2 separate regions of the Homo sapiens genome follow, and region 2 is linked to region 1. A link is an interaction called in ENCODE POLR2A ChIA-PET data of the cell type or tissue named here. Cell type or tissue: MCF 10A. All regions are shown on one strand. Each heading gives the region's core, and the rest is flanking DNA. Links, peaks and the distances in the headings are about the cores only. Region 1 overlaps PTPDC1 (protein tyrosine phosphatase domain containing 1). Region 2 has its middle 8.8 kb from the start of MIRLET7A1HG.

Evidence for each region. ChIA-PET counts read pairs that join two places held together with the same protein. Peaks named below come from ENCODE experiments on the same cell type or tissue, not always from the same donor. Only the 100,000 strongest peaks of a DNase experiment are listed, where the experiment ranks them.
Region 2: POLR2A ChIA-PET joins it to region 1 with 23 read pairs; 14 of 35 experiments call an interaction of 5 or more read pairs at or near these places.

The regions. Positions count from the first base shown.
Region 1 is chr9:94,090,461-94,102,710 of GRCh38, reverse strand. It overlaps PTPDC1 (protein tyrosine phosphatase domain containing 1), which reads right to left. Exons shown (of 9, transcript NM_001253829.2): 5 at 7,257-7,394; 6 at 4,132-5,390; 7 at 960-1,145. Among named protein-coding and RNA genes, the nearest start is that of PTPDC1, 12 kb to the right of the region's middle. RefSeq lists an enhancer at 7,745-8,497. In MCF 10A, for the core only: no CTCF peak of the experiment used is centred there; DNase peaks (open chromatin) are centred at 4,770 and 5,640.
Region 2 is chr9:94,151,318-94,163,567 of GRCh38, reverse strand. It overlaps the pseudogene LOC107987099. Among named protein-coding and RNA genes, the nearest start is that of MIRLET7A1HG, 8.8 kb to the left of the region's middle. RefSeq lists enhancers at 9,230-9,399, 9,536-9,705. In MCF 10A, for the core only: no CTCF peak of the experiment used is centred there; a DNase peak (open chromatin) is centred at 6,407.

The sequences.
Region 1 (12,250 bases), core at 1,396-9,395:
CTACTCGGGAGGCTGAGGCAGGAGAATCGCTTGAACCCGGGGGGCAGAGGTTGCAGTGAGCTGAGATCGCGCCATTGCACTCCAGCCTGGGCAACAAGAGCAAAACTATGTCTCAAAAAAAGAAACAAACAAAAACAAAAACAAAAACAAACCCTGTTTTAAACTGAAAATTTAGTATCTCTGTATGGATAAAAATGATAAATTATATAAAAGGATTCATACAATTTCTCCCGTTTCCTAGATCCATTGTCTTCTAATATCTTTTCCTAAAGGTGACCACTATTACCAGTTTCTTATTTCTCCTTCTATATTTTATACATATATACATATTTCCTCTATTTTAAACATATATCTTTTATATATAAAATATAGAAAACATCTATATTTTACAAATAAAAATTATATATACATGTATATATGTGTGACACCTACCCCTTTTTAAAAATACGAATGAGTGCATATCCCAACCTAATTCATAATTTTTCCCATATGCATGCTCACAGCAAATAAGTAGAAACAAACAACCAACAGTGAAACAGTGCTTAATTATGGCACAGTCTCGTGTTACAGCATCATATCCGTTAAGAGTCAATATTTATGAAAAGCTTACATTATTCACAGGAAAATAGCTATGTTATAACTTTAAGCAAAAATGAAATATAAACTTGTATGTTAAAATGATTTTTAACAAGTTAATATACATATTGGTAAGTTTAAAATGTTTGAAAATGTTTGCAGTGCCTCTCCCAGGACTATGGATAGTTCTCGTTTTTATTTTTGTATTTTCTAAGTGTTTACACTGGGTATCAGTTTCTTCTCTTCTCTTGGAAAAACTATTAAATTAGATCTAGATTTGGGATTCTGTGTGAATTCTCTTTTTTTATAATGGATTTTTTTTTTCTGCGTGAAAAACTAAGGGCCTCAGTTACAGTCATTAACTGGTCCTACAGCCACTTTACCTTCTCTAATAAAAAAAGTGCTTCTGCGGCATCTGCTCGCCTGTCAACCAACATGTCCACATCCTCTTTGGTGATTACAGGCTCCTTCAGTTGCTCCACCCAAGACCACATCAAGCTGCATAGGATGAAAGGGTCCCTCTCGCCACATATTCTTTCCCAAGCTCCATCTCGGGAATTAAGCTCTTTCTAAAAAGGAAGAGAAAGAGACAGACAGACAGAGACAGAGACAGGGAGAGGAGAGGGAGGTGCACCATTTGACACTGCATGATTCTTGCGCTGCCCACAAGAGTGAAAGACTCAGGCTCCAGAGTGCAGAACTGGGACCCCTCCCAGCCTCTCCACTTCCAGGCTGGACACTGGACTAAGACACTGAATTCTGTAAGCCCCAGTTTCTCTCTATGAAACTCATCCCCTGCTTCACAAGCTGTTGGGCTGATTGACTGAGATAAGGTCGGTTAAAGCTTATAGCACAGGGAAAGGGCTTAGTTAATCCAAGTTCTCTACTTTATTCAGAAACCACAGAAACAGTTCACAAGAGTCTTCCTTTTCAGCCTTCTGGTGAACAAAACAGAACTATTTTTTTGCAATAAAGTAGATGGTAGATGAGAAAGTAGAAATAAGGGAACATTTATACATTAACCTGGGGTCTAAGGAAAAGGAAAAGCTTTGAGCTTCGAAGTCTGCAAAAATAAAATAAAGGTGCTTGAAAGCTGGTAAATGGGGCATATGTACTTCTTTGAAATATCTTTTTAGCATCCTATGTAGGATTTAACAATAAGCCCCGAGTCCTGAAATTTGACATAGGGAAGATAACTGGAAAGTTTTTCTAATACTCCAAATGCCTAGAGAAAATTTAAGCATGAGATTTTAATACTTTACCTCACAGAGAGCAAGGGAAAAGTGAGATAAGGATTTTCATGAATTTCTGACAGGGTTCAGATTTATGTTTTAGTGAGTCAAATACATTTTAACAAAATAGAAGTTAAGTGTAATAATTGCTACCATTCACTCATTCATTCACCTACCCAATATTTACTACATGCACACAGTGGGACAGAGACTGTAATACATGTCTTATCTCTAACTCTCAAATGGCACCCAGCAGGGAGCTTCCTCACCAATACATATAATGGGGCTCAAGAAAGATGAAATAACTCACCTAGGAGCCAAAAGCTAGAAAATGGCAAAGGGGGTGTTCATACCCAGTTCTGCCTTACTCCAGAGTCTGTGCTGTTTCTATTATGCCACAAGGGCCCTCTGGTACTGGGCTTCTCTTTATTATCTTATGAATACACCAATACTTTGTTATTCACAGTCCTTCATATCCCATAGATCATGTATAAAACAAAGTAGCTCTTGATTCAATCTTATGAAGGAGACAAGCTGGGCAGAACTGACACTAATCAAAAATGCTCTTAGCAAAATGACTATCTTATCATGATGTTTCCTGAGGCTCTCCAGGGAGGTTAGCCAAGAATCTTGGGATAATGGAAAGTGTTAAACACATGTGCTGTACCCTGACTCTGCCACACGCATGCCACGTGACCCTGAGCAAGTCACTTACCCTCTAACCTTCATGACCTTTAGCATCCTCATCTGTGATACTGAATTCACAAGATTAACAAAGACTGTAGAAATAGTATCATCTGCCTTACAGATATGTTCTATGATAACTGTGAAAAATCACATGAAATAATATATGTGAAATGGTCTAGTACAGGCATGGGTGGCATTATACTATTCAAATAATGTTCATTTTATTCTTTTCCAGAATTCAACTGATTTTTTTGATAACTAAAAGTCCTAAAATAAAATCTAGAATGGAAAAAAATGCAAAACTATCCTGATTAAAGGTCTGTGTTCACCTCCAGAAAATGCTTTCATATACACTACATACGGTCTGGCCCAAACCAAGTCCTGAACGCTTCATCACCACAGCAGAGCTTGCATGGGCACTGGGGCTGACCCAGGAGTGGGGGTGCGAGATTTTCATCTAAAATAGAAGACTCTCTTTCTTGCTAACTCTTAACACACAGTAATGCCCAGGAAATATTTGCTGACTGAATGAAAGACTTTTTCAGTTTGGAGCAGAAAATAAAGAAAACAATTCATTTTGGAAGAAAGCAATACATTTAACTATTGGATAGGCGAAACACAATTCTGAAGAACAAAATTTTTATCAAAAGTTCTCTCCTCCCATCATATAATTAAAAGTTAATGTGAAGCTCCAAACTTAATTTTCATGCCTCTGCAACTGAAGAGATACTGGCACTCAGAAATTTTATATGCCTTGTTTAATCAATGGCAGACTATGAAAGCGAGCTATTAAAATAATTCACAGTAGGTTATGGGCTCAAAAGTCAAGATCTCGGTGATTCACGACTGTCCAAGTCAGCCTCCTTTTGGGGTAGTTTAGCTGTTTCTCATAGCTAGGTTTATAAGGCCTATCTTTTCTCGAGAACAGGTGCTCATTCAGGGCAAAGAAAGTGTGGCTGACTTATGACTGTATCCTAGTAAAAGCACAACACAAAAAAGAGTTAAACATTTACATTCTAATTGAAGTAAAAGCTAAGAAATGGACCCCAAAGACCTCAACTCAGCTAAAGTGAATGGCACGTAGTAATCTGTGGTTTCACCCACTTGCTCTCCTGATTTCCCATAGTTGCCCTATTAGGGCAGGATTGGCAAGTCTGAAGGAGAGGATGCCAAAGAGACAGCCTCACTCTTCTGACCTTGCTCAGCACCAGTGTTGATGAGCTTTGAAAAATAAACATTTTATTTATGTCTGCACGTCAGTAGTTCTCAAAGTATGATTCCCTCTGCCAGGCCTCATAAAGATGCTTCTAGTCAGTTTCGAATGCTGTCTGCTGTGGGCCAGTTGCCCCCATAGGCCCAGGAAGAAGGAAACTACTAATATCAATGCCTTGTGTGGGTCAAGCATCACACCAAGTGCTTTCTTGAGTATGCAGATTTAAATGAAACCATACAAACACCCTGTGTTTTTTCTATAACATCAGGTTCGCATCAGAGACGAGAAACCTGAAGTTAGAAAGTATTATGCAAACGTATCTTCACATTTCTATAATAAATAAGTTTGGGAAAATGTATCACACTTTTGCCCTGACATAAATATTTCCCACATATCTATAATTAAATTAAGTACTAATAATACCTGCCACATTTCTACCTTCCTTTTTAGTTCCTCCTTTTCTACAGATTCATTTAAATTTGCTAGGGCTTTGGCCGCCAGTATTCTTCTTGCCTCAGCACTCAATTCAGACTGTAATGCAGAGTGTGAAGCTGCTTCAGACAGATCTTTACTGTCCTGGGTTTCATGTTCAACCAAGAACTGTGCTTTGGGACTGGAGCCACAGTCCAGAGGGCTTCGGGGTGTCCTGCTGTTCTGCCTGACAGAGCCAGGGCTCCCAACACCATGAGTTTTACACTGACAGTGAGACACTTGCTGGTGAGCAGGGTTTGGATCCTTATGGACATTTGCAAAGCTGGGTGAAACTGGCTCCCCAGGGCTGTGTGAGCCTGAAACATCTGCAGAGAAAGCTCCACTCTGCTGTGCTTCCTTTGGAATGATCCTTCCATGGAAAATTGGTGACCCATTATCTTTGAGTCCTTCCAGGCCTCCAAACTTTGACTGACTCCAGAAAGAAAGTGTGCTGCGAACCAAGGCTTCCTTGTGTAAGTCTGGTTCTGGAGACTGTGGGATGTAACAATGGCTTATGAGCTTCTGCTGCCTGGGCTTGTGGCCAACCAAGATCTGGGCAGGCACTGTCTGTGGAGTCTCCCCTTGCTCCAGGAGGTTCTCGGCCCTCTTTAAATCTGAGTCACTGTAGCTGAGCCGCCTTTTCAGATGAGTCAGGGGTTGAAGGCACTCAACATTCCGCCTTTTCCAAAGAGGGTCAAACTGTTGCTCATTGGAGAAAATCATGCCTCGATTGTCAAAATCTGCTGCCACTGCAGTGGGGTTAGGCGGGTTGGACACATCACTGTCATGCCTCAGTAACTCTTTATCCAGCTGCATGGTGACCATCTCAGACATTGTCTTTTCTATTTCAGCAGAGAGACCAGGTCCTTCGGACACATCCTTCATCATCACTGGCCTGTTCTCCGCTAAGTCCAGCAGCAATTTGCAAACTAGGTGGATAATTTTTGGCACGTGTTTCAGAAGTCGTGCCTCATAACCATGAAGCAGATGACGCTGGCGAATTAGATATTGAGGTAAGGTGACAGCATGTGCTTTGGGATCACAGCAAGAGAATATATTGCGGAGAGGAGTTAGAAACTGAGTAAATTCCCTTACACAGAGGAGCTGTCCTCTGGTTTGTATGGAATTGGGTCGCTTTGCCCGCACAAATATAATTGCTTGGTCAGCAGTCATTCTCGTTGCAAAAACTAAGTAACAGGCTATTAAAACACCTAAACAGTGAAGAAGAGAAGACTGGTATGAGAAAAGCTTACATTTTTATTTATTTTATTTATCACTCTTTGATGATTTACAATTTGAATATGTGTTAAGAAACCATATAAATAGAGACACATTTTAAGGACAATTATGATGATAACTTTGTGACTTTTTGTAGAGGTGTTATTTTGCACGTTCCTTACTGCACAGAACTTTATTAAATGTCTATGTGGCACCGCCTCCCCATGACTGAGTCATCTCAGTAGCCCAGAGCTGTGCCAGCACAGGCACAAGGTAGGTGAGTAAGTGTGCAGGAGGGAAGGGAAACTGATCATCTGGCCCATCTATCCTCCTTGTTCTACTTAACTCCATCAGAAGAAAGCAAATCCTGTTTCTATTTTCCACTCTGAACAGTTCTTGAGAATTTCCATCCAATCAATCCATACACTTTGTGTTTGGAACCTCCCACCCTGCTATCTTTGCCATCAACTGCTGGCACATCCCAGCTTGGCACTCTCCCTACCACGGCAGTTTCTTCTTTAGGGATTATTCATATTTGCAGCCTACTTTTCTTCTTGGCAATTCTTTTTCCAGATTGTGCCTATACTAATATGTGTTTTCCTTCAGACCATGATATAATTCTATTTTTCCATAAGCAATTATGGAAAATTAAGCAATCTTAAGGAAGCCAGGCTTAGTGGTATAAACATTAGGTATTCTTACTAACATCTAATTAAAAGGAATAACTAGTAAGGTTATTACTAGTTAAAAGGTAATAATTAATAAATTAATTCAAATATAACAGTCAATTAATATTAAAGTAAAAGGCAAATCAAATACACCTGTGTGATCCCCAAGTTTGTGAACATCTTGTTACATATGAAAATCAGAACCTCTGAAAACTGCATGCTCTCCAGTTCACAGTCGGTAACAACATACCTTTCTCACTAGGACACAGAAGATCTTAGTATAAATGTAAAATGTCTGCAGAGCTATCATGTCAATGTCTAGAAACAGTGAGATTTTGGCTTGATCCTAAGAGCTACTAATCTCAAGCAGAGCTGAGTCCCCTCCCCTGCGCATGCTTCCAGGTATGTGGCAGATCCCCTGGCAGGAGCACAGGTACACTGCGGACAGAGCTGAGCTGCATGTGGTTGGATCAGATGACAATGAAAATTTCAGCCCTACGGCCTTCATTTTTGCCCCAATATCAGCACTGTAATGAAATTCAGCTGAATGTTTTAAGTAAAATCACTGACTTTTTAATAGAATTCTGGGCACAGATAGACTCTTCTTCACAAACAAAATCCTTATACCTCCAAAAATGGAAAGCACATGAACTCTGGAGTCAGACAACCATGGATTTAAAGTGTGGCCCTGGCACTTACTAAATGTAGCAAATTACTTCTCTCAAATTGCAGTTTCTCCAACTCACATTGTTGCTAAAGACTTTAAAATGATATATATACGGTCATTGTAACTACCTGTTTACGGTATTTCAAATATCTTAAAATTTTTTTTGATTTAATTTTTAATGTTAACATAATAATTATACATATCTATGGGGTATATAGTGATGTTTTAATACATATAATGTATAGTGATCAGATCAGTGTATTTAGTATACGCATAATCTTCAACATTTATCATGCATTTGTGTTGGGAACATTCAATATCCTCCTTCTAGCTATTTGAAACTATATATCATTTTAACTATAGACACCCTACAGTGGTACAGAACACTAGAACTTATTCCCTTCTTCCACCTGACTCCAAAGCTTTGATAGGATTCTGAGAAACATTTACCCTCAAATTAGGAAATCTTATTCCTTTTATGTTTAAATATGCCTACAGGCAATAAACCACCTCTTAGGACCTACCTGTTCGACCAAGCCCTGCATGACAATGGATAGCTACTTTTCCTTCCTGTAAGGCAAATGTCATCACCTTCACCATATCTAGGATAGTAGTAAGAGACGCTACACCATAATCCTTCCATCCGAAATTGTAGAAGTAAACTAGGAAAAAAGAAAAGGAAAAGAAAATCAACATACAGGAAATTAATGAAAGTACAAACACTAATGAAAAGTACACAGATCTACACTGAGACTGAGGCATGTAGATCTCAGTGCATACACTGCATAAAATAAGAGGGATTTTACATTCCCAGTAACTTTACTGTTAACATTTACTCACAAAGCACATTTTATGTTACTTAAGACATTTCCTGAGGGGAGGAGCCAAGATGGCCGAATAGGAACAGCTCCGGTCTACAGCTCCCAGCGTGAGCGACGCAGAAGACGGGTGATTTCTGCATTTCCATCTGAGGTACCGGGTTCATCTCATTAGGGAGTGCCAGACAGTGGGCGCAGGTCAGTGGGCGCACGCACCGTGCCTCAGCCGAAGCAGGGCGAGGCACTGCCTCACTTGGGAAGCGCAAGGGGTCAGGGGGTTCCCTTTCTGAGTCAAAGAAAGGGGTGATGGACGGCACCTGGAAAGTCGGGTCACTCCCACCCGAACACTGCGCTTTTCGGACGGGCTTAAAAAACTGCGCACCACAAGATTATATCCCGCACCTGGCTCGGAGGGTCCTACGCCCACGGAGTCTCGCTGATTGTTAGCACAGCAGTCTGAGATCAAACTGCAAGGCGGCAGCAAGGCTGGGGGAGGGGTGCCCGCCATTGCCCAGGCTTGCTTAGGTAAACAAAGCAGCCGGGAAGCTCGAACTGGGTGGAGCCCACCACAGCTCAAGGAGGCCTGCCTGCCTCTATAGGCTCCACCTCTGGGGGCAGGGCACAGACAAACAAAAAGACAGCAGTAACTTTTGCATACTTAAATGTCCCTGTCTGACAGCTTTGAAAAGAGCTGTGGTTCTCCCAGCACGCAGCTGGAAATCTGAGAACGGGCAGACTGCCTCCTCAAGTGGGTCCCTGACCCCTGACCCCAGAACAGCCTAACTGGGAGGCACCAGCAGGGGCACACTGACACCTCACACGGCAGGGTATTCCAACAGACCTGCAGCTGAGGGTCCTCTCTGTTAGAAGGAAAACTAACAAACAGAAAGGACATCCACACCAAAAACCCATCTGTACATCACCATCATCAAAGACCAAAAGTAGATAAAACCACAAAGATGGGGAAAAAACAGAACAGAAAAACTGGAAACTCTAAAAAGTAGAGCACCTCTCCTCCTCCAAAGGAACGCAGTTCCTCACCAGCAACGGAACAAAGCTGGATGGAGAATGACTTTGACAAGCTGAGAGAAGACTTCAGATGATCAAATTACTCTGAGCTACGGGAGGACATTCAAACCAAAGGCAAAGCAGTTGAAAACTTTGAAAAAAATTTAGGAGAATGTATTACTAGAATAACCAATACAGAGAAGTGCTTAAAGGAGCTGATGGAGCTGAAAACCAAGGCTCGAGAACTACGTGAAGAATGCAGAAGCCTCAGGAGCCGATGCGATCAACTGGAAGAAAGGGTATCAGCAATGGAAGATGAAATGAATGAAATGAAGCGAGAAGGGAAGTTTAGAGAAAAAAGAATAAAAAGAAATGAGCAAAGCCTCCAAGAAATATGGGACTATGTGAAAAGACCAAATCTACGTCTGATTGGTGTACCTGAAAGTGATGTGGAGAATGGAACCAAGTTGGAAAACACTCTGCAGGATATTATCCAGGAGAACTTCCCCAATCTAGCAAGGCAGGCCAATGTTCAGATTCAGGAAATACAGAGAACACCACAAAGATACTCCTCGAGAAGGCAACTCCAAGACACATAATTGTCAGATTCACCAAAGTTGAAATGAAGGAAAAAATGTTAAGGGCAGCCAGAGAGAAAGGTCGGGTTACCCTCAAAGGGAAGCCCATCAGACTAACAGCGGATCTCTCGGCAGAAACCCTACAAGCCAGAAGAGAGTGGGGGCCAATATTCAACATTCTTAAAGAAAAGAATTTTCAACCCAGAATTGCATATCCAGCCAAACTAAGCTTCATAAGTGAAGGAGAAATAAAATACTTTACAGACAAGCAAATGCTGAGAGATTTTGTCACCACCAGGCCTGCCCTAAAAGAGCTCCTGAAGGAAGCACTAAACATGGAAAGGAACAACCGGTACCAGCCACTTCAAAATCATGCCAAAATGTAAAGACCATTGAGACTAGGAAGAAACTGCATCAACTAACGAGCAAAATAACCAGCTAACATCATAATGACAGGATCAAATTCACACATAACAATATTATCTTTAAATGTAAATGGACTAAATGCTCCAATTAAAAGACACAGACTGGCAAATTGAATAAAGAGTCAAGACCCATCAGTGTGCTGTATTCAGGAAACCCATCTCACGTGCAGAGACACATAGAGGCTCAAAATAAAAGGATGGAGGAAGATCTACCAAGCCAATGGAAAACAAAAAAAGGCAGGGGTTGCAATCCTAGTCTCTGATAAAACAGACTTTAAACCAACAAAGATCAAAAGAGACAAAGAAGGACATTACATAATGGTAAAGGGATCAATTCAACAAGAAGAGCTAACTATCCTAAATATATATGCACCCAATACAGGAGCACCAAGATTCATAAAGCAAGTCCTGAGTGACCTACAAAGAGACTTAGACTCCCACACATTAATAATGGGAGACTTTAACACCCCACTGTCAACATTAGACAGATCAACGAGACAGAAAGTCAACAAGGATACCCAGGAATTGAACTCAGCTCTGCACCAAACAGACCTAATAGACATCTACAGAACTCTCCACCCCATATCAACAGAATATACATTTTTTTCAGCACCACACCACACCTATTCCAAAATTGACCACATACTGGGAAGTAAAGCTCTCCTCAGCAAATGTAAAAGAACAGAAATTATAACAAACTATCTCTCAGACCACAGTGCAATCAAACTAGAACTCAGGATTAAGAATCTCACTCAAAACCACTCAACTACATGGAAACTGAACAACCTGCTCCTGAATGACTACTGGGTACATAACGAAATGAAGGCAGAAATAAAGATGTTCTTTGAAACCAACGAGAACAAAGACACAACATACCAGAATCTCTGGGACGCATTCAAAGCAGTGTGTAGAGGGAAATTTATAGCACTAAATGCCCACAAGAGAAAGCAGGAAAGATCCAAAATTGACAACCTAACATCACAATTAAAAGAACTAGAAAAGCAGGAGCAAACACATTCAAAAGCTAGCAGAAGGCAAGAAATAACTAAACTCAGAGCAGAACTGAAGGAAACAGAGACACAAAAAACCCTTCAATAAATTAATGAATCCAGGAGCTTGTTTTTTGAAAAGATCAACAAAATTGATAGACCGCTAGCAAGACTAATAAAGAAAAAAAGAGAGAAGAATCAAATAGACGCAATAAAAAATGATAAAGGGGATATCACCACTGATCCCACAGAAATACAAACTACCATCAGAGAATACTACAAACACCTCTATGCAAATAAACTAGAAAATCTAGAAGAAATGGATAAATTCCTCTGCACATAAACTCTCCCAAGACTAAACCAGGAAGAAGTTGAATCTCTGAATAGACCAATAACAGGAGCTGAAATTGTGGCAATAATCAATAGCTTACCAACCAAAAAGAGTACAGGACCAGATGGATTCACAGCCGAATTCTACCAGAGGTATAAGGAGGAACTGGTACCATTCCTTCTGAAACTATTCCAATCAACAGAAAAAGAGGGAATCCTCCCTAACTCATTTTATGAGGCCAGCATCATTCTGATACCAAAGCCAGGCAGAGACACAACAAAAAAAGAGAATTTTAGACCAATATCCTTGATGAACATTGATGCAAAAATCCTCAGTAAAATACTGGCAAAACGAATCCAGCAGCACATCAAAAAGCTTATCCACCATGATCAACTGGGCTTCATCCCTGGGATGCAAGGCTGGTTCAATATACGCAAATCAATAAATGTAATCCAGCATATAAACAGAGCCAAAGACAAAAACCACATGATTATCTCAATAGATGCAGAAAAAAGCCTTTGACAAAATTCAACAACCCTTCATACTAAAAACTCTCAATAAATTAGGCATTGATGGGACGTATTTCAAAATAATAAGAGCTATCTATGACAAACCCACAGCCAATATCATACTGAATGGGCAAAAACTGGAAGCATTCCCTTTGAAAACTGGCACAAGACAGGGATGCCCTCTCTCACCACTCCTATTCAACATAGTGTTGGAAGTTCTGGCCTGGGCAATTAGGCAGGAGAAGGAAATAAAGGGTATTCAATTGGGAAAAGAGGAAGTCAAATTGTCCCTGTTTGCAGACGACATGATTGTATATCTAGAAAACCCCATTGTCTCAAGCCCAAAATCTCCTTAAGCTGACAGGCAACTTCAGCAAAGTCTCAGGATACAAAATCAATGTACAAAAATCACAAGCATTCTTATACACCAACAACAGACAAACAGAGAGCCAAATCATGAGTGAACTCCCATTCACAATTGCTTCAAAGAGAATAAAATACCTAGGAATCCAACTTACAAGGGATGTGAAGGACCTCTTCAAGGAGAACTACAAACCACTGCTCAAGGAAATAAAAGAGGACACAAACAAATGGAAGAACATTCCATGCTCATGGGTAGGAAGAATCAATATCGTGAAAATGGCCATACTGCCCAAGGTAATTTACAGATTCAATGCCATCCCCATCAAGCTACCAATGACTTTCTTCACAGAATTGGAAAAAACTACTTTAAAGTTCATATGGAACCAAAAAAGAGCCCGCATCACCAAGTCAATCCTAAGCCAAAAGAACAAAGCTGGAGGCATCACACTACCTGACTTCAAACTATACTACAAGGCTACAGTAACCAAAACAGCATG
Region 2 (12,250 bases), core at 2,162-10,161, 60 kb before region 1:
TTGGCCAACATGGTGAAATCCCATCTCTACTAAAAATACAAAAATTAGCCGGGCGTGGTGGCGTGCGCCTGTAATCCCAGCTACTCGAGAGTCTGAGGTGAGAGGATCGCTTGAACCCAGGAGGCAGAAGCTGCAGTGAGCTGAGGTCATGCCATGGCACGCCAGCCTGGGTGACAGAGTGAGACTCCATCTCAATTGAAAAGAAAGAAGAATTTCAGCTTAAAATGTTCTTACTCCTTCAATAGAACCAAGATACTAATGGTTGACAAATATCTACAAGTCAAATCAAAGCATTTGTAAACAACAGGGGAAATAAAATTCATTGAGCTGGAACTTTGTCTTGCTCTCTCTTGTGCACCCAGTCACCACCACAGGGCCTAGCACCTGACAGGCATCCAAGAGATACAGACAAATAAGGCTGAGGCAGGAGAATCACTTGAACCCGGGAGGCAGAGTTTGCAGTGAGCTGAGATTGTGCCAGTGTACTCCAGCCTGGGCGACAGAGCGAGACTCCGTCTCAAGGGAAAAAAAAAGTTCTCATAGTAATGTAGATCTATGTTTATTGATACGGGAAGATTATCAGGATATACTATTTTTTTTTTTTTTTTTTTGAGACAGAGTCTTGCTCTGTCGTCCAGGCTGGAGTGCAGTGGCACGATCTCGGCTCACTGCAACGTTTGCCTCCCGGGTTCAAGCAATACCCTGCCTCAGCTTCCTGAGTAGCTGGGATTACAGGCTCCTGCCACCATTCCCAGCTAATTTTTGTATTTTTAGTAGAGACAGGGTTTCACCATCTTGGCCAGGCTGGTCTTGAATTCCTGACCTCGTGATCCACCCACCTCGGCCTCCCAAAGTGCTGGGATTACAGGCATGAGCCACAGTGCCCGGCCAGGATATACTATTAAGTGAGAAGTAAGGTTACAAAAAATTTGTTTGTCTTATAACAACAGTTAGATCTGGAATTACTCCTAACCTTTATTTTCTTTATATATATATCTGGATTCCTGGTAGTATGTATTGCTTTCATAACTAGGAAAAAATATAAAAATAAAAGCCATGCCAGTGACCGATAGTTGTTCCCCAATATCCAATGTCTCCTTTTTCTATAATAAACAGAAACCCAGTTTTTTGGTGATGGTAGACTTAAATTACTCCCTGACTGTACCTGTGTGACTAAGTTCTGGCTGGTGAGCTGTGAGCAGGATGGAAGGGGGTTCTGGATTCCCTCTGTCTCCCGCTTTCTGATTTCTAGCTACTTGGATGTGATTGGGGTGTGGTGGAGAGCCACTATGTCCACCAGTTGCAAGCAGCAGTGAAGAGCTAACCTGAGTCCCCTGGTAGCATCACAGGGCACCCTCTACACAAGCTTGGACTTTAAGTGAGAAAGACATGACTTCCATCTCATGTAAGCCCCTGAAATTTGGGTATACTTCTGCCGGAAGCTGGCCCGATGTGGTAGACATGCATGTAGGCATTTTGTGGAGAGAACATGCAGCCTTTGGAACAGAACAAACATGAGTGAATGTCCAGCAACTCCGTTTCCTAGGAACGGAGTTCCTTTGGATAGAGACTCCGTATTTCAGCTAGATCATACCTAGGAAAGTGATTTGGGATTGCTGAGTGATAAACAGCCTGGTTGTCATTAATGATCATTATTTGGCAAGGGTTAGGAAGAGCATGCATTTCGCTGTTTGTCTGGGGTCAAACAGAACAACCTGCTTGCAGAGCAAAGCAGCGCATGGTATTCCTTGGGTTCAAGTCCGAGCTTGCTCCCGTGTCCAGCCTGGGCCTCCCTCTCCATTCACCACTCCTGCCACTGCTCAGGTCACCTGGCATGCTTGTCCCATCTTCGTCTGGCTGGTCCTTGTCACCCAGATGGCACTTGAACCTCCCCTATTTAGGGAGGACTTTGCTGGCCACCCAGTGTAAATCTCCATCTTTAATGAGATTTCACCACTCTGTTTTTGTAACACTGTAACATTTTGGCACTCTCTGGCTCCATCTTGCTTGTTTTATTGATGTTCTACCCCCATGAGGGCGAGGAACTTGTCTGGCATGTTTTCACTACTGTATTTTACATTCTAGAACAGGGCCTGGCAAACGCAGTAGGTACCCAGTAAATATCTCTCGAAGCGTAGAATTAAAAGTGAAGAGATGGCCAGGCGCGGTGGCTCATGCTTGTAATCCTAGCACTTTGGGAGGCTGAGGCAGACAGATTGCCTGAGCTTAGGAGTTTGAGACCAGCCTGGGCAACATGGTGCAATGTGATGAAATCCCACCTTTACTTAAAAAAAAAAAAATTAGCCAGCCAAGGTGGCAAATGCCTGTAGTCCCAGCTACTCAGGAGGCTGAGGCACAAGAATCACTTGGGCGCAGGAGGCAGAGGGTTGCAGTGAGCGCAGTGAGCTGAGATCACACGACTGCACTCCAGCCTAGGCGAGAGAGGGAGACTCCACCTGAAAAAAAAAAAAGTGGAGGCTGAGCTTGAAGGACACAAATAAAAGGAGTGGCCACAAGGGGAGCCTAGCTCATGAAAGTCAGGACTCACAGAAAGTATGAATAAGTTGAGGGAGAAGCAGCTGACTGGGCCCAGGAGAAAACTGGGCAGAGATGCTGAGTAGTGAGTAGACCAAAATCCTGCAGCTGAGGTTCCTAGAGTAGCCAAACTCCAAACCACAGCCAGAGGCCCCTTGTCCCTAAGGCCCGTGTCCCAGAGGCCTTGCCATCTCATGATTGCAACTCTACCTGTCTATCTGTCTCCATGCAGCCTTAGGACAGAACCCTCCCTCTACCTTTCTGCAACTGGACAAATGAGTCTGTTTTCCTTGTAACCAAGACAACTAAGGTAAAGCAAACACATACTCCTGGAAATTGTGACCTTCACCCTCCCTAAGCCCCTTTCTCTAGGAGAGATTTAGTGCTCTGCCTTTGTGTAGCTGCTCTCCTCCGGCCCTACACTCATCACATGGTGTTGCAAAGATGAGTTTGCCTCTTGGTCTCCCAACTATTCACAGGTTAGACTTCCTGCTCTTATTCCTGAATGTGATAGTTTTATGTGTCCGCTTGACTGAACCTCAGGGTGCCCAGATATGTGGCCAAGCATTATTTCCACGTGTGTCTTTGAGGGTGTCTGGAAGGCAGCAGCATTTGAATTGGTGGACTGAGGAAAGCAAGTGGCCCTCCCCAGTGTGGGTGGGCAGCATCCAATCCATTGAAAGCCCAAATGGAACAAAAAGGTGGAGGAGGGTTGAATTTGCACCACCTATTTCAGCTGGAATATTGATCTTCTCCTGGTCTCAGTGCTCCTGGCTCTCAGGCCTTCAGACTCAGACTGGAATCTACACCATCAGCTCTCAAGTTCTCAGGCCTTTGAACCACACCACCAGCTAGCTTTCCTGGGTCACCAGCTTGCAGATGGTAGACTGTGGGATTTCTCAACCTCCATAAATCACACAAGCCAATTCCTCATAATAAATCTGTTTATATCTGGATATATCTCCTCTTGGCTTTGTTTCTCTGGTGAACCCTGCCTAATACGCTGGGTCTTCTGCAACAGTCAACCCAGGTCTGTCTTAGCACAGAGCATGGTGGATGTGTTGACCATGAGGGTGATGTCTGGATAGTGCCTTCCAAAACCTCACCTAGGAGCCTCCCATTTTCTGTGTGCTCAGAAGAGCTGCCTTTTGAAGAGTTACAGCAGAAAGAGAGAAAACCCACAGCTGGAGGCTCCAGGCATAGTGAATCTCCCCAGGGAGCATTCCCGGGGTGGAGTGGACATTTATTATATTTTCTACCTACAACCAGGGGTTTGCAAACTGGTGATGGCCTGGGGGTCACATCTGGTTCACAGAAGTGCCTTCTTATACCCACGCAATGTTTTAAAGCTATTTTTAACTAGCTGACAGCATGCAAAAGAATCAAGACATTTAACAGGAAAAAAAAAATCTAGATTTCTTGCTTCTCTCAGAAAAAATTGGCATCTCTGGCTACACTCAGCCTACATTCCAACATGACAATATTTTCTTTATGTGCAGCGTGGGCTCTGCTATTTGTCACAGTCCCCATTGAGCCTGCTTCATTCTTACTACAAGCCTGGCCCCTGAAGTCATCTAAATTTGTGTCCTCTGGCCTGGAAGCATGCCTCTTCTTTTGAAATACAGCTCCTGCCCCACTTTAGTTGTGGGGTTGTGGTCTCAGCTGTTAATCACAGTACCTTAACCACAGAGGTGAGTGGGTAACACACACTGGTAAGTCCTATAAGGGGACAGTACCTCAATAAGGCCAGTGTCCCTTCCTGGAAATGTAAACATGGACTGGGAGAAGGAAGTCCTCTTAGCTGCAGATCCCAAGCTGTAATGACATGTGAGAAGAAGTCAGTCCACAGCAGAAAAAGCAAAGCAAGAGTCAAGAAACAGAGTCAAGGCTGGGCGCGGTGGCTCACGCCTGTAATTCCAGCACTTTGGAGGCTGAGGCGGGCGGATCACAAGGTCAGGAGCTTGAGACCAGCCTGGCCAATATGGTGAAACCCCGTCTCTACTAAAAATACAAAAATTAGCCAAGTGTGGTGGCGGGCGCCTGTAGTCCCAGCTACTTGGCAGGCTGAGGCAGGAGAATGAATCGCTTGAACCCAGGAGGCGGAGGTTGCAGTGAGCTGATTGGTGCCACTGCACTCCAGCCTGGGTGACAGAGCAAGACTCTGTCTCAAAAAGAAAAAAGAAAAAGAGACAAAAAACAGAGAAAGAGGTCATGATAGCAGCTGAGTCCCCACATCCAGGCATCCTCAAGGACACTCCATCCCTTCCCCGTTGAGCATCAGAAGCTGTACATTTCCCTCTTTTCTCACCTGGAGCTGGATGGAATTTCTGTCACATGCAACCAGAGATGTTACTAATAAAGTGGTTAGGAGGAGGACTGGCTTGAGAGTAACATCTAGAACCCACATTTCTACCATGCTATTTGCGATTTTCGACAAACTGCTGATCTCCTTTCACCTCAGTTCATCTGTCTGTTCGTTCGGCACTAGGCACTCTAATGCTTACCTCCTCAGGTGGAATGGAGTTCTCATAACGTAATGTATGTAAAGCATTAAACTCAGTGCTTGTCATAATAGACATTCACAAAGTAATTCATAAACACTGAATTTTAAGATAAATGTTTAATAAAAACTAGTGGACTGGAAAGAAGAGTGAGTGAACTTCTGGAGAATTGTAATAGTGGTTTTTTTTTTGAGATAGGATGTCACTGTCACTCAGGCTGGAGTGCAGTGGCACGATCATAGCTCACTGCAGCTTCGAACTCCTAGGCTAAAGCTGTCCTCTCACCTTAGCATCCCAAGTAGCTGGAACTACAGGTGGGGGATACCATGCTTGACCATTTAAAAAAATTTTTTTTTTTGTAGAGACAGGGTCTTCCTGTGTTGCCCAGAATGGTCTCAAGCTCCTGGCCTCAAGTGATCCTCCCGCATTGGCCTCCGAAAGTGCTGAGATTACAGGCGTGAGCCACCGCGGCAGGCCAGCAGTGTTCTTTAAGGTGATGTTTCCAAATCAGTACTGCTTTCAGAGACTTAGGAATATCCTACAAGAAGTCAGGCCTCACCCAGATGGACTTGAATTTGTTTTACGGCTCACTGTTTAAGTAAATATGTGATCCTAAACCAGTTATTTACATTTTTTGACCCTGAGTGTCCACCTATAAGGTGGAGATAATAATTCTCAGCTCTTTTAGTTATTTTGAGAATTAAATTAACTCATTAATATAAAGGGTGCATAGTAGTCTATGGTAAGCATTTAATAAACTGTAGTTAGGACTGTTGTGAAGGAAAAAGAACAAAATCCATGGACAAGAGCTAACCAAGGCTTCATTTCTGTGGAGTCATTGCCGTTGTAATGTCTAGTATTTGAAGCTCAATTGAGCTGAAATTGCACAGTAAGTCATCAGAGCACGATGCTGTTCTGTTCAGTTGTGCCAAGAACTCACCTCCTGCACCACCTCCAGCCCAGCCAAGCTCAGCATCTCCCACTAGTTAAAGCCCTCCTATGTTAGCTTTCAGCAACAAGCTTTTAAAGCAGGTTTCCATTAAAAATGGAAAAAAAAAAAAAACTTTGGATGATTAATTAGCAGCAGAATAACCCAAATCAAGAGAGAGATCACAATGTGGAAAGTTTTTTTTTTTTTTTTCTTTTTAAGAAGTGAAGTCTAGCAACTTTCAAATTACAGGCAAAATGATCAAAGTTTTTGACATTTTGAGGCCAAAATATGACTTTACGCTGTTGATTCCCTAGACTTAAGCCCACTTCCTTGTGTGGAGAACACACCAGTGGAGGAAGTGGAGGAGGAATAACATGGGTCCCCAGGAAGCTTTGCCTCTTTGTTCGGTTTTGGCAGCAAGCCCAACTCTGACTTGCATAAAATCTCCTGGAGCGTTTGTTCCAACAGTTCGCTCTGCGTGGCCCTGCCCATCCTGCAGGCCTCGGGCAGCCTGGCCACGGTGGCCAGCGCCTGGGCTAACTCAGGCAGGACCAAGTCAGCAATATCTATTCCTTTAATGAGCTCTTGAAATTAGTGCCTGATAGACATGTTGTCCTTTTCAGGGACCTGGGGGACCATGCCATCGTGCATGAGCCTCTTCATCTCCGTCCTGAACTTTTTGTCCTTTCTCGCAGAAACTATATCGCATTCTGGTGCTGCTGCAGGAGCCTCAGCATCTGGTGGCAGAGCTGGCGGGGGACTGTGAGGTCCCAGGCCACCCACTGCAGCCTCTCCAACTCGGAGGCATGCTCCAGCTCCTGCTTTGAGGTAACCATGTGGCTGCGGCTGTGGATGCCGCTGATCAGGCAGTTTCCGATGGTTTTGATCATGGTCCTTGTGCTGGTGGTGCTGGTGGACAGGTCTGATGAGCCTCTCTGTGTCCTGCCAAGGGAGCACTAACACACACTTAGGCAAGCCCTGCAGGGAGGCCCTCCAGCCCACAGGTTCTGCTCTGCCCGGGCTTCCACCCTGAGGCAGGGAGGCCCCAGGCCTGGCAGACACTGCTGGTTGCCAGCCCACTACCCGTTTTTCACCACTTTTCTACCCAAAGAACTCTGATTCTTTGGGGGAACCAATGTGGGCAGCTAAAAATACTACATTCATTTCCTGCTTCCCTTGACATTGGGAGTAACCAGGTGTGCAATGGAAGCAGAAGTAGAATCCAGTCAGGTGGGCTTTTAGGAAGCTGCTTAAAAGTGGGCATGTGCCCCTGGGACCAGTCTTGACCCTTCCCTTTCCCTTTGCCGGGATCATGGACAGGATGCCTATATGGGACAGCCATCCTGTGACTACGTGCTGACAAGAGCACCTACCAAATGGCTGAGAGAAAAGGGCTGGAGCATCACGGATCCCAAGCCAGCCAGCCTTGACTTCCTACCTTGGGACATTTCATTAAAGTAAAAAAATAGAACCCCTAATTTTTTAAAGCCACTGCTCATGGACTTCTGCTACAGCCAAATGCAGATCATTGTTGAAAGAATAGCCACATGGAAGAAATCACCTGAATAATTTAGAGGGAAATAAATGAAATCTCAGATGCAACCATTCTAATATTTCTAGAAAAAGTCAAGATCTCATACTCCGGAACTGGTGGTCTTCAGTTCACCCCTAAAGCCCAGCACCAAGCTGGGCACGGCAGCTCACACCTGTAATCCCAACACTTTGAGACCCAAGGCAGGTGGATTGCTTGAGCTCAGGAGTTTGAGGCCAGCCTGGGCAACATGGCACAACCCCATCTCTGCAAAATATGCAAAAATTAGCTGAGCATGGTGGTACATGCCTGCAGTCCCAGCTATTCGGGAGGCTGAGATGGGAGGATCCCTTGAGCCCAGGAGGTCAAGGCTGCAGTGAGCCGTGATTGTGCCACTGCACTCCAGACTGGGTGACACAGCAGGACCCTCTCTCAAAAATAAATAAAAGAAATAAAACCCAGTACCAGCATCACCCCATGATCAGGTCTTTCCAGATGGGGCAGCAAAAAGTAGGGGAAAGCACACCAATGAAGAAGCCACACAGACCCAGGAGAATCTTGGTTCTTGCTAGCTGGGCAGCCTTGGATCTCAGTTTCCTGCCTTCTAAGAAAGGGATCCTGGCCAGGCACAGTGACTTACACCTGTAATCCCAGCACTTTGGGAGGCCGAGGTGGGCGGATCATGAGGTTAGGAGATCGAGACCATCCTGGCTAACACGGTGAAACCCCGTCTCTACTAAAAATACAAAAAATTAGCTGGGCGTGGTGGCGGGCGCCTGTAGTCCCAGCTACTTGGGAGGCTGAGGCAGGAGAATGGCGTGAACCCGGGAGGTGGAGCTTCCGGTGACCTGAGATTGTGCCACTGCACTCCAGCCTGGGAGACAGTGAGACTATGTCTCAAAAAAAAAAATAAATAAATAAAAATAATTTAAAAATTTGAAAATTTTAAATTTTTGTTTGAGTACATAGATGTAGATCTAATTTGAATATTTTTATATTTTCTGTCTGTAACTTTCTGAAATATGGAATATAATTATAATAAGTTTCAGTGTCTTCATCTACTAATTCTAACATTTGTCTCAGTTCTGATTTGATTTTGATTGTGTGATTATTGTCCTCATTATAGACTATGTTTTCCTGCTTCTTTGCCTGCCTGGTAATCTTTGATTGGATGCCAGACATTGTGAATTTTACTTGGTTGGGAGCTGGATATTTTTGTATTCCTATAAATCTTCAATTTTGTTATGGGATGCAGTGGAGGTACTTGGAAAGAGTTTGATCCTTTCAGGTCTTGCTTTTATTGTTTTTTAGGTGGGTCCACAGCAGTGGTCCATCTAGGGCTAATTATTCTGACTACTTGGAGGCAAGACCTTCTGAGTGCTCTTCCCAGTGTTCCATGATGTATGAGTTTTTCCGGTCTTGTGGAAATAGGCATTGTTCCTTGTCCTGTGCAAGCATCAGGTGCTCTTCCCTCAATATTTTTATGTTTCCTTGTCTGACCTTGGGTAGTGTCTTCACAGACATATGCTGATCAGTTCACTGCTGAGTACTCAAGGAAGACCCCTGACAGGTCTCCAGGATCTCTGTTTGTGTAACCATCTCCTCTCTGAACTCTGTCCTATGTACTCTAACTGCTTTGGTCTCCCTAGACTCTTAGCTCCATCTTCTGAACTCAGGGAAGGTAAATTAATTGGCTATTAACTGTTCATTTTTTGAAGTCCTGAAAGCAATCAGGACTGACCCAGTTCTTAAGGTGCGCATTTCAAAACTTGGCATGTTTCAGGACAGACTCAAGGGGAACCTGTCTCTAGAGAATGCAATCTATGATTTCTCCTTTGCATTTATACACTACCTTTGTTGGCCTAGTGCTCTGAAGAGAAAACTGTTGAAACCAGAACCAAACATTGTCTTCCTGTTAATGTGGGGACAGGAGAGGAACCATTCAAGCCATACCTCCGTTTCCTGGGCTGTGCTCTCAGATCTCTGCAGCACCTGCTGAATGTCCTCAGCAAAGCTAGCTTTCCTTTCTGTGTACACATCAGCAATCTTGGCTACCTGGTGAGAACTGTGGTCCCCAGAGAGCTTGAATATCCTGCATATTGGCTTTTCATCACTTAGGCACAACTGATTGAGAGAAGAAAAGTCAGTGAAACTTTCTTTCCTTCCTTTTCCAACCCTATGCACTAGAGACCTGCCCTACCCAGGCTGATGACATTGTGAATGTGTGAAGCAAGTATTAAAAGTCAGTTGCACAGGACACCCTGGTGTGTGTAGAACAGAGGTGATGATAGTACTAGGATGGTCTGGTGGTGATTTAGTAAGTGCATGTTGTTATTTCACGGAATCCTCACACGACCACCCTTTGCTTTAGATAGTATGGTTTTTGTTTTGTTTTGTTTTGTTTTGTTGTTGTTGTTGTTGTTTTAGACGGGGTCTTGCTTTGTCACCCAGGCTGGAGTGCAGTGGTGCAATTTCAGCTCACTGCAACCTCCGCCTCCCAGGTTCAAGTGATTCTCCTGCCTCAGCCTCCTAAGCAGCTGGGACTACAGGCACGTGCCACCACACCCGGCTAATTTTTTGTATTTTTAGTAGAGGCAGAGTTTCGCCATATTGGCCAGGCTGGTCTCCAACTGCTGGCCTCAAGTGATTTGCCCGCCTCAGCCTCCCAAAGTGCTGGAATTACAAGTGTGAGCTACTGCACCCAGCCTACATAGTACGGTTTTATGGGTGACGAAGCTCAGAAGGCTGCAAATAACTTGCCAGGAAGGGACAGCACTGGGATTAGAAGACAAGGTCCTTCTGAGTCTAAGGTCAGAGCTTTTCCCACATTACCACACCACCTGCCTCATAGGACTGCCATGAGAATTAAATAGGGCGATGCACGTAAGATGCCTGGAGTAGTGCCTGACACCTGGATGACATTAAACCCCTGGTAGCTATTGATAATATTACAAGGACCTTCACAAACAAAGTGAGCCCCACTACGGGACTGAAAGCTGAGCACATTTCTAGATGGAGGGGATCAAAGAGGAGCCATCCCCTCTGCCTGCTTCTTCTGCTTCCACCCCTTCCTTACTCAGTTCAGGGGCAGGCTCTGAATGAACACCATAGAGGTGACTGCTGAAGATGAGGCAGAACCATAGCAAACTTGTGAAAAACTAAACCAATTCTTAAAGGCATAGTCTAAAGAGGAATATATAATTGCACCTCAGGGGCTTGACCTAGCCTGTCCCAAGCAGTGTCATTGATCTCAGCAGAAGTGCAAGCTGCAAGGAAGAGAGGAGTGGCTCAGGCGGTGGCCCAGGTAGCTGGTTGAGGGTAGAGGATCTCAGGGAGACCCTGCCTCACCGCGGCAGACTTGATTCAGAGCTAGGAGACCCTCTTCCAGAGCCTCTTTCAGAGCCACATCTCTGCTTTTGGAGTTGGCTTCAGAGTTTCAAGTTACGGCAGAATTATGAAGTCTCATGAATACTTTTGACTTCTTCCAAGTAAATTGTCAACTTAGGGGGCCGGGCGCGGTAGCTCATGCCTGTAATCCCAGCATTTTGGGAGGCCAAGGTGGGCGGGTCACCAGGTCAGGAGATCGAGACCATCCTGGCTAACACGGTGAAACCCCATCTCTACTAAAAATACAAAAAAATTAGCTGGACGTTGTGGCGGGCGCCTGTAGTCCCAGCTACTCGGGAGGCTGAGGCAGGAGAATGGCGTGAACCCGGGAGGCGGAGCTTGCAGTGAGCCGAGATGGCGCCACTGCACTCCAGCCTGGGCGACAGAGCGAGACTCCGTCTCGAAAAAAAAATTGTCAACTTAGTTTACACCTGATAATGAGCAAAGACGAAGCAACCTAGATGAGGCCCCTAAGGCTGGTGGCTGATGCTACCTAATCTATGAAACATGGAAACTCTGCCTTCTCCTGCCCCTCCGGGGTTGCTCGGGGAGTCAAGTAGGCTAAAGGTTGTAAACGTGCTTTGTGAACAGCAAAGAATTAAAGCCTTTTAAAGGGGTATCCCATCTGACAGAAGGATCCATCCTAAAGTCAGTGCCAAAGGGGAAAATTACCTCAAAATTCCCTTTGAAGATCCCTTAGCAAGGGAATGTGGAGTGTCTTGTAGAACACATCTAGTTTTGTACAAGGCACACTGTAGATATGTGTGTAGAAATGTACAATGTACAGAGCATTGCACAGAAACAACCAAGGGTTCATATGGCACACTGTGCGGAAAACGTGTGCTGAGCATCCAAACGCCAGAATTACACTCAGCTCTCCAAAGGAGTCCCTCCTCACCAGCCATTCAGGAGGCAACAGAAGGAATAGCCGGTTCGCCAGTCTCATCCTACCGCACCCTCTCTCCGAGATGACTGAGGGTGGCTGGAGTCTCATAAATCTCATAAATCACTGTACCTGTTTGAGCCCTTCTACATGTGACCCCTTCAACCCCACTGTGGGCTGCAGGGCTGAATACTGCATGTGTGTGTGTGCGCGCACACACACATGCACCCCCCCTACACATGCACCCCCTCACCCCCCGCACACACACACACATTCGTCCCTGGGCTCCACGTTACAAATCAAGAATAAAGTTAGCACTGGGCTGTGGATTTGGAAAGTAATCCTCTACTATACTCCTGAGTAAACATCTGGTTTCAACTATGTAGGCTTACCGAGTAATTTGACAGATTGGGCAGCTAGGCAAAAAGAAAATTTTAAAAAGTATAATTTAATACCAGATTCATGATTTTTCCACGCTTTTC